Regions from separate parts of the Homo sapiens genome. Here region 2 is linked to region 1. A link is an interaction called in ENCODE POLR2A ChIA-PET data of the cell type or tissue named here. Cell type or tissue: MCF 10A. All regions are shown on one strand. Each heading gives the region's core, and the rest is flanking DNA. Links, peaks and the distances in the headings are about the cores only.

What was found. ChIA-PET counts read pairs that join two places held together with the same protein. Peaks named below come from ENCODE experiments on the same cell type or tissue, not always from the same donor. Only the 100,000 strongest peaks of a DNase experiment are listed, where the experiment ranks them.
Region 2: POLR2A ChIA-PET joins it to region 1 with 11 read pairs; 9 of 35 experiments call an interaction of 5 or more read pairs at or near these places.

What each region holds. Positions count from the first base shown.
Region 1 is chr18:62,435,159-62,440,537 of GRCh38, forward strand. No RefSeq gene overlaps it. Among named protein-coding and RNA genes, the nearest start is that of ZCCHC2, 85 kb to the right of the region's middle. In MCF 10A, for the core only: no CTCF peak of the experiment used is centred there; DNase peaks (open chromatin) are centred at 2,143, 2,503 and 3,023.
Region 2 is chr18:62,502,172-62,507,550 of GRCh38, forward strand. No RefSeq gene overlaps it. Among named protein-coding and RNA genes, the nearest start is that of ZCCHC2, 18 kb to the right of the region's middle. RefSeq lists an enhancer at 4,137-4,386. In MCF 10A, for the core only: no CTCF peak of the experiment used is centred there; no DNase peak of the experiment used is centred there.

The sequences.
Region 1 (5,379 bases), core at 225-5,224:
TATACTTGGTTTTCAAGTTTTCTGCAAAAATCAGGGAAAGCAGCTGAATGACAGCAAGCAGGGACTTACTTAAACCATTGTGTTCTGTCCAGCTCCTGGTAAAATTGACTGAGGTGTCCAAACACTGCCTCTGAAACTTCTTCTGGCAATTTAAGACTGGCACCTTGGATCATTTCATCCAACACTTCTTCTTTGACTGTTGATTCTCTTTTCTATGTAACTGTCCATTTTCTCCCTGACAATCACCTTTTCTTCTGGTGGAGGTAACAGCCCCCTCTCCACATTTCTCCGTGCTGATCTGCAAGGAACGATTTTAAAAAGCTTGGTGTACCTGTTCAAGGTGCATTCTGACAGTCTGAATATATTTTTGCCTGGTTGCAGAGGTTGCAGAGAATGACAGAATTGAAGTCATTCAAGTTCCTTGTCTCTGCCTACAATCACTCCCATTGTCTACTTCTCATCCACTGTTTGGAACAGACACGTGTAGCGGAGTGCTTGTGAATTGACAGCCAAATTAACTTCCATGTGGAATACAATGTTTACTAAAGGATAAACAGTAAAAATGTGCTAATTTAAGCGGAAGCTATACTATTAAACTCAACAGTAACCACAGCTGTTTAGAACTTAGACCAACAAAAGATGATTGGAGGAGGAGTACTGTGTCCCTAACATTATATAGAATTGCCAACACGTAGAGCCGTGCTTAGATCGTTTTATTAGTGTTGTTAAATTCTCTGCAGACAATGTCCCCCGTCATTGCCTGCACCAGGGCAGACTGTCCACTGCCCTCCCTTGCTATACCATAGATCTTAATCTACTGCAGCCTTTAACCAGAAAATTCAGTGGCCTCCCGTGCACAGCTTAGATCTCCGGAACATCCAACCCTTCTGACTATCATAAGAATTCTTACTGATTTCATTATTGACTGGATTAAATAGATTTAAAAGACAGAAATCTCACAGGTTTTTTCCTCCTGCTCAAGTGACAACCCCTTTCGCTATGAAGGAACCCACCAATAACACATCCCTGTCATCTCTCAAGCCCAGCTCTTGCTGGGGAAGAAGAGGGTTCTTTCTGGGGTCTCCCTCTGGCTCCCTGTGTACTCTTTTATCCCTGGCATCTGGGAAGCGGAGTCCTTGTTCCCTTTCAGCTACTAATTAGCTTTGGGATCCTGGCGAAAATGACTTTTCCTTCTGCTTCCTCATTAAAAACAAAACAAGGCCAGGCGTGGTGGCTCACTCCTGTAATCCCAGCACTTTGGGAGGCTGAGGTGGGTGGATCACCTGAGGTCAGGAGTTCGAGACTAGCCTGGCCAACATGGTGAAACTCTCTACTAAAAATACAAAAAATTAGCCAGGCATGGTGGCGGGCGTCTGTAATCCCAGCTACTCGGGAGGCTGAGGCAGGAGAATCGCTTGAACCCGGGAGGCGGAGGTCGCAGTGAACCGAGATCACGCCACTGCACTCCATCTCAAAAACAAAAACAAGCAAACAAGCAAATGGGCAAACATTTAACTGAGTGATTTCTCAGGCCCCTTCAGGGCTTGGCTAGGAGGTCAGATGGCCTTGGCTGGGCCATCCTGGGCTGCTGCAGATGGTGTCAAGGAAGTGAAAGTTCAGATCCTGAAACCGCTGCTCCCTCCCTCAGGCGTGGCCGCAGGCAGTTCCTTGTCCCCATCCCGGGGACATTGCTGACTTTTTAGCTGGTTTCCTTGTTTGGCATCCTCAGAACCATTAGGCCCTGGAGATTTCCAGATGTCTTTTTTAACAATCAGAGCTGGATTTCCTGGGCAATGCCCGCCTCATGCAAACATTCTTATTTTTTATGGCACTGCCCTCAGAGTGTGCAGGAATGAGTTCTAAAGGACAACTCTGGCTCGGCCCAAGGCCATGCTTCCATTCCATACACCCCCTCACACAATCTCACTCCAACCTGTGACGCAGGATGGGGTAGAATCATTATTCCCATTTTAGAGATGGGGAAGCTGAGATGCCAAAGCTTGGAATGAACCACCCAAGGTGATACAGCAGCCCTTTGGGGCAGAACTGGAACTAGAACACCCTCATCCCCATTTCTCCTTACTCACCCACCCCAGCTCCAGCTAGCTTAGCTCAGGCTTGGCCCAGGCCCAGTAATCCCGGTTACACAACTGATATCGGGCACGTACTCAGCTAGAGAGTATAAATAGACCCAGTGCCTTGCCACTGAGAATTTATGATTCAAAAATCACAAGGTTTTACATTGAGTAACCAGATGTCTTTAGAAATATGGCAAAGGAGTAATAGCATAGAAACAGCTCATTTCTATGACTTTGTTTATTTGTGTGTTTTAAATTTGTCACCTATGTCTGGCAACAACACATTTAGGAAGCTGTCCTAAAAAAAGCTATTCACCAGGGATGACACATTTGTGGCACATGCCCTGAGGAGTCCCTGGGGATGTCTGTGGCACGTTGCGACTCTATCACAGCTCTGCCCACTTGGCCCAGATGAGCCTCAGAATCTTCCCTAATCCAGCACTCTGCCCAGACACGTATCTGACAGGGGATTTCAGCTAGTGAGCCAAATTCGATTTGCTGTCCCTGCCACACATTTCAGGCTGCTTATTCCAGGAAATGTGAAATTCCGGTTGTTTGCCCTTTCAGGGAGCTGCAGCCTGGTAACCTTACTCTTCTCTCCATTCACACCACCCCCCCACCCCCCAAACAAGCACTAGGGGCAACGAGCTGCTGGGAAGTGCTAAGCACAGCTTAAAACAGAAGTTACACACCTGAGGTCTGTAAAACCTCGGCAGAAGTGGCCGCAGTTGACTGTGGAAATTATTTCATTGGTAAAGCACTCCTTCCTGAATCCTTCCCAGGATTCCTGGGCAGATGTTCTTTGTAAAGCCCCCTCCCCCAGCCAGAGATCCTCATGTGCCTCATCGCCTTGAGAATCGCAGCTGTCTTGAAGATCTTTCCTATTTCTGGGAGGACTGAGTCTTGAAGGTGGAGTCAAATCGTTTGGAAATGATTTATGTGGACATTTCGGCCGGGGTGAGTGGTGAGGAAGGAACCCTGAGCGCCAGCCACACCCTTTACCCTTCCTAGGACGTCCAAGTCGCATACCCATTAAGTTAGTCCGTCTTAAAGGTCAACATGGGGTAAGTCCGGGATTAGGACCTGAAAGGAGCCATGAGCCCTGTGCTGGGGCTAAGTTGCATTCCCCCAAAATTCCACGTCCACCCAGAACCTCAGAATACAGCCTCATTTGGAAACAGGATCTTTGCAGATGTAATTAAGGGGGGAGATGAGATCACACTGGATTAGGGTGAGCCCTCAATCCAATGAGAGTGTCCTCATAAGAGAGGGAAAGGGACGCACAGAGACACGGAGAAGGCCACGTGGCGACGGAGGCAGAGACCGGAGGGATGCCGCTCCAAGCCCAGGCGTGCCGAGGAAGAGGCAGGGGACGATTTTACCCTGGGACCTTCGGAAAGAGCATAGCTCTGCCAACACTTTGATGTTTGGACATCTGACCTCCAGGACTCTGACACATACATTTCTGTTATTTCAAGCCACCCAGTTTGTGGTCATCGGTTCCAGCAGCCTTCTCAAACTAATACACTTTCCAAATAATATACCTGCTCCCAAGTCTTCACTCAGGTTCTGCTCTTGGGAGAGAGGAAACCCAAACTAAGACAGTAGGTATAAATACCCTCATATTACAGGTGAGGAAACTGAGGCACGGCTTCACTCACAAAGCAGCTGTGGGACCCAAGCACCCAGCAGCTATGTTGGGGCTCAGATGAGGCTGAGTCCATTCTCTACGCTGTCTGCTGTGGCGCATCAGTGATTCTGAATGTAAACTGAAGGCCTACGGCAGCTTTGTCAGCTCAGCAGCCAAGCAAATGACCCGAGAAAAATGGGGGCAATCACAGGCTACTTGGTGCTGGAAATGGGGTCATTAAAACATAAAATTATCAGACCCTTTTGTAAGCAATGGTTGCCGTGAGAAGGCCCATGAGGCAGTAGGGGGTGGGGAACTAATCTCTTTCTTTACACCTTGGGGAAGCAGACCTTCAACAGGCTCAGTCGCCAGGTCCTTTGTCGCATACATGGTCATTGGTTGGGAAGATTCAGTTAATCAGGGCACTTTGCCTGAGAAAATCGCTTTAACAATTTTTTTTCTTTTTTATTATTATTATTATACTTTAAGTTTTAGGGTACATGTGCACAATGTGCAGGTTAGTTACATATGTACACATGTGCCATGCTGGTGTGCTGCACCCAATTAACTCGTCATTTAGCATTAGGTATATCTCCTAATGCCATCCCTCCCCCCTCCCCCCACCCCACAACAGTCCTCAGAGTGTGATGTTCCCCTTCCTGTGTCCATGTGTTCTCATTGTTCAATTCCCATCTATGAGTGAGAACATGCAGTGTTTGGTTTTTTGTCCTTGCGATAGTTTACCGAGAATGATGATTTCCAATTTCATCCATGTCCCTACAAAGGACATGAACTCATCCTTTTTTGTGGCTGCATAGTATTCCACGGTGTATATGTGCCACATTTTCTTAATCCAGTCTATCATTGTTGGACATTTGGGTTGGTTCCAAGTCTTTGCTATTGTGAATAGTGCCACAATAAACATACGTGTGCATGTGTCATTATAGCAGCATGATTTATAGTCCTTTGGGTATATACCCAGTGATGGGATGGCTGGGTCAAATGGTATTTCTAGTTCTAGATCCCTGAGGAATCGCCACACTGACTTCCACAATGGTTGAACTAGTTTACTGTCCCACCAACAGTGTAAAAGTGTTCCTGTTTCTCCATATCCTTTCCAGCACCTGTTGTTTCCTGACTTTTTAATGATTGCCATTCTAACAGGTGTGAGATGGTATCTCATTGTGCTTTTGATTTGCATTTCTCTGATGGCCAGTGATCATGAGCATTTTTTCATGTGTTTTTTTGGCTGCATAAATGTCTTCTTTTGAGAAGTGTCTGTTCATATCCTTTGCCCACTTTTTGATGGGGTTGTTTGTTTTTTTCTTGTAAATTTGTTTGAGTTCATTGTAGATTCTGGATATTAGCCCTTTGTCAGATGAGTAGGTTGCGAAAATTTTCTCCCATTTTGTAGGTTGCCTGTTCACTCTGATGGTAGTTTCTTTTGCTGTGCAGAATCTCTTTAGTTTAATTAGATCCCACTTAACAATTAATAGCTAGGAAAAAAATACGAAGGTACTTTTTCCCATTGTTTGATATATTTTTCAACATAATATTTCTTACTATTTTTTGAGAGCTTCTGAATACAACCCATATTTCATCTTCAGGGATAAAAATCCTCAAATCTTCTTGCCTTTTCCTTAATTTATAATTATTACTGAAAATAATAGA
Region 2 (5,379 bases), core at 300-5,299, 67 kb after region 1:
TGAACCTGGGAGGAGGAGGTTGCAGCGAGCTGAGATCGCGCCATTGCACTACTCCAGCCTGGACAACAAGAGTGAAACTCCATCTAAGGAAAAAAAAAAAAAAACTCAATGATAAAAAACACAATCAAATTCAAAAATAAGCAAAGGACTTGAATGGACATTTCTCCAAAGGAGATATATAAATGACCAACAAGCACATGAAAAGATACAACACCATTAGTCATTAGGGAAATGCAAATCAAAACCACAATAAAATACACTTCATACACATGAGGAGGATGGCTACAGTTGGGTGGGGGGAGGGAAACAGAAAATAGGGGCTGGGCGCGGTGGTTCACGCCTGTAATCCCAGCACTTTGGGAGGCCGAGGCCAGTGGATCACGAGGTCAGGAAATCAAGACCATCCTGGCTAACAAGGTGAAACCCTGTCTCTCCTAAAAATACAAAAAATTAGCCAGGCGTGGTGGCAGGTGCCTGTAGTCCCAGGTACTCGGGAGGCTGAGGCAGGAGAATGGCGTGAACCCAGGAGGCGGAGCTTGCAATGAGCTGAGATCGCGCCACTGCACTCCAGCCTGGGCGACAGAGCGAGACTCCGTCCAAAAAATAAAAATGAAAATAACAGAAAGTAACAAGTATTGGCGAGGATATTGAGAAGTTAGAACCATTGTGAAGTGATGTAGCCCTTGTGGAAAACAGTTTGGTAGTTCCTCAAAAAGGTATACAGAATTATCATACGATTTAACATCCTGGGTATATACCTCAAAAAACCGGAAAACAGGTACTCAAATAATTGTACAGTAATATGCATAGCACCACCATTCACAATAGCCAAAAGGCAAAGCAACCCACATGCCCGTCAACAGATAAATAAAACGTGGTAGGCACCTACCATGGGATATAATTCAGCCATAATACCGCAATGCTACATGCTTCATTCTACCATGGGGATGAACTCAAAAACAGTATGAGAAGTGAGACGACAGACACCAAATGTCATTGATTGTAGGATTGCATTTGTATGGCATATTGGGAAGAGGTAAATCCCACAGAGACAAAAATACTTTAGCTGTTGGCAGGGATTGAAGAGAGGAGGGGAGTGGGGAGTGAGTGCTTCATGGGTACAGGATTTCCTTTCAGGTCACACAAATGCTTTGGAGCAAGCTACAGCGGATTGTTGCGCAGTACAGTGAACGCACCAAATACAACTGAATTCTACACAGTTGAACATCCCTAATCCGAAAATCTAAAATCTGAAATGCTCCAAACTCTGAAACTTTTTTGGGGGGTGGGGGGGATGGAGTTTCGCTTTTTCGCCCAGGTTGGAGTGCAGTGGTGCGATCTCGACTCACCGCAACCTCTGCCTTCCAGTTTCAAGGGATTTTCCTGCCTCAGCCTCCAGAGTAGCTGGGACTAGAGGCGCCCGCCACCACGCCCAGCTAATTTTTGTATTTTTAGTAGAGACGGGGTTTTACCATGTTGGCCAGTCTGGTCTGAAACTCCTGACCTCGTGATCCGCCTGCCTCGGCCTCTCAAAGTGCTGGGATTACAGGCGTGAGCCACCACATCCGGCCTTTAAAAAAAAATTATAAAGAAAAGAGATTTATTTGGCTCACAATTCTGCAGGGTACACAAGAAGCCCGCTGCCAACATCTGCTTCTGATGAGGACCTCAGGAAACTTGTGATCATAGCGGAAGGGGAAGGAGATAAAGCATCGCTTGGCTAGAGTGGGAGGAGGAGGGAGGGAAGGAGGTGTCAGGCTCTTTTTAACAGTCAAATGTTGCAAGAGGCCGGGCGCAGTGGCTCACGCCTGTAATCCCAGCACTTTGGGAGGCCGAGGCGGGCGGATCACGAGGTCAGCAGTTTGAGACCAGCTTGGTGAACATGGTGAAACCCTGTTTCTACTAAAAATACAAAAATTAGCGGGGCATGGTGGTGGGCGCCTGTAATCCCAGCTACTCGGGAGGCTGAGGCAGGAGAATCGCCTGAAACCGGAAATCGGAGATTGCAGTGAGCCGAGATTGCCCACCGCACTCCAGCCTGGGCGCCAAAAGCGAAACTCCGTCTGGTTGCAGGAACCGGTAGAAAAGGAACTCAGTCATTACTGTGAGGACAAGGACAGGACCCAAGCCATTCATGAGGGACCCACCTCCCTGACCCAAACACCTCTCACCAGGCCCCACCTCCACCCAAACGCCTCTCACCAGGCCCCGCCTCCAACACAGGGTCAAATTTCTCCCTCTTTTTTTTTTTTTTTTTTTTAATAATTATTTTTTTGAGACGGAGTCTCACTCTGTTCCCAGGCTGGAGTGCTGCAACCTCCGCCTCCCGGGTTCAAGCGATTCTCCTGCCTCAGCCTCCTGAGTAGCTGGGATTCCAGGCGCGTGCCACCATGCCCAGCTAATTTTTGTATTTTTAGCAGAGACGAGGTTTCCCCATGTTGGTCAGGCTGGTCTCGAACTCCTGACCTCGTGATCCGCCCGCCTCGGCCTCCCAAAGTGGTGGGATTACAGGCATGAACGACTGTGCCTGGCCAATTTCAACATGAGGTTTGGAGAGGACAAATATCCAAACTACATCAACTGTGTTACAGAAGATTCTGCCCGTCTGTAGACTAATGTAAATGTTCTTAGCATGGTTTAAGGCAGGCTAGGCTAAGCTCTGATGCTTGGTAGGTTAGGTGTATTAAATGCATTTTCGACTCATCATCAAAATCTGAAACTTTTTGAATGCTGATATGATGCCACAAGTGGTAAATTCCACACAAAAATACTTATCACAAACTTTGTTTCGTGCACAAAACTATTTAAAATATTGTAAAAAGCTACCTTCAGGTTTTAGTTAATTTTATGTTGAGTGAACTTTACATCAATAAAATAGAATAAATTTTAAAATGACAACAACCACCAGACTCTTGACCCTCTCTCAGGTACCACACTTGAGCCCAGGACCTCTGTGGAGCTGCCTCCATGGGAATCAACCACAGTCCCCAAGAACATCCAGGTTAGTCCTTCATGGCTAAGCCAGTCCTGAGGGGCCAGGAAGCAGTCTATTCCCATTCTACCGTTTATTGAGGCTTGGGAAGTGTCACACATCCCAGAGCAGTTTCTGATCACCCTGTGTCACAACCCCTCCCCTCCAGCCCTCTGTTCAGCAGATCTTGGATGTTGTACCCTGCACTGGCTACATAATTTGCAGAGCCTGTATGAAATGAAATTGTGGGGATGTCTCTTAACAAAATTAAGAATTTCACCATGACGCCAGGACAGTGGCTCACATCTGTAATCCCAGCATACTGGGAGGCCAGGGTGGGAGGTTCGCTTGAGCTCAGGAGTTTGAGACCAGGCCGGGCAACACAGTGAGGCCCTATCTCTACAAAGAAGAGAAGAAACAACTTAGCCAAGCGTGGTGGGGCACGCCTGTGGTCCCAGCTACTAAAGAAGTTGAGGTGGGAGGACTACTGGAGGTTGAGGTGGCAGTGAGCTGTATTTGCACCATTGTACTCCAGCCTGGGCATCAGAGTGAAACCTTTTCTCAAAAAAAAAAAAAAGAAAAGAAAAAATATCAAGAAGGTGTTGGCAGAACATTTAGGGCCCTTCTGAGCTCAGGGTCCTGTCTGCATGGGTCCCCTGCCCTGGTGGTGTCCCGTCCCTGTCTCCTGTCCCCGCTCCATGGCTGCTTTATCACACTATGGAGTCCCACTCTGAGGATGACGATTGCTTGTACCCTGTCTGAGCCACCTTGGGCCACTCAGCTGTCCTCACAGAGCCTCCTTCTGAAGCCAGATTGGTTGAATATCCTCCTGTCTTCTCTCATGGCCTCTTGCACATGACCTGGGAGTCAGTTTGCCTGCACCCACAATGGGCTCTGCAGTATGTCTGGCTGCTGCGAGAGCTCACTTACACCAACAAGGTAAGCATGGTAGCCCCAAGGCCCTGGTCCAGTGGAGGAGCCAAGATCTGATGACCTCCAAGACCCCCTCAAGCCCTGAAGTTCTGTATTTAATTGAGGCTGGCATGTACTGTTACACCTATTTTCACAGATGAGTAAACTGAGACTCAGAGAACGTCAGTGGCTGCAGCAAGGTCATGCAGCTCACACTGCTGGTTAAGAGTTTCTTTCAAGTGTAACGTAGGAAAATGTACAACATTTATTGGTTTTACTTTTGATAATACTGGCTCATATATAGTTACCTGCTAGGTCTCTGTTAAGATCGAGACTTTTTTTTTTTTTAAATAGCTTTGCTGGCTAAGTTTCAGTTTCGTTTCATTTTCCTCCTATCACTTAAGTTTCAGTTCTGTTTCTCAGGATATTCTCTTTCCCTTTTTACTAGTATTATCTGATTCTGTTTGTTAGAATTGTTCCTTGGTGCCCTTTAACCTGATTAAAATGAACAGTTATTCTAAGGTAGATATTCCCAAGCAGGAATTTTAAACAGAGGTAAACCTTAGTACCTTGCCAATTTATTCCAGCATTGGCAAAATGTATCTGCTGTAGTAGAGCATAAATTTGTCCAATCGCTGCCTGAGTACCTATGTGTTCGTGGCTTGATTTACCTTATCTGTAATTCCTGGATGTTAAAAGGACACCAAAAATCTCTGACACCCTGATTAGCCTACCTTGAAGAACCCAAGCCCAGGATTTCTGCCTTTGCCTAGAAAAAGGACTGATTCAGAACTTCCTGAGCTACCTAGTATTCTGGCCATAAAGTGGAGGAAAGGAATCTATAATCCCATTTTCTTCTTTTCATTCATAGCTTATTCTCAGTTCTGCAAAAATCCAAACTGCCCCAGGGCTCATGGGACAACATAAACTAGAAAGTTTGTGGGAAAGATTTAAACTGGCCACCAAGTGGTTAGACACTCGCCAGACCTGACGGCACTTGGCGGGGTTGGGGGCAGGGGCGGGGGTGGGGAAGATCCAACAATTTGGACAATCACATACTTCAGACACGAAATCACTAAAATGTTTAAACTCTAAAAACTGTCTACTTGAAATTTAAATCCTTGATGCCTCCTCCATATTTGAAATTATATTCTTTTTTATTCAGAAATTATGCCCAATTTTGATGATTTGGAAAACAGAAAAAAAGTAGAAAGAAAAAGACAAAAATCTAAATGGCAATCCAGGCACTAAAACTCATCTTAGCATTTTGGTATATTCCCTCTCATTTCTTCTTTCTACTCATATTTTTGTGTATCATTTTGACTATGTCATATATACAATTTTATATGCTGATTGTTTCCACTTATTGTATTTCCCTGTGTTGATACAAATTTTACCAACTATATTTTTACTAGATACATATTCTCTCATACATATATAAAAATATATATTATATAACTATATATAAATTATAAATTTATATTATATATTTAAAT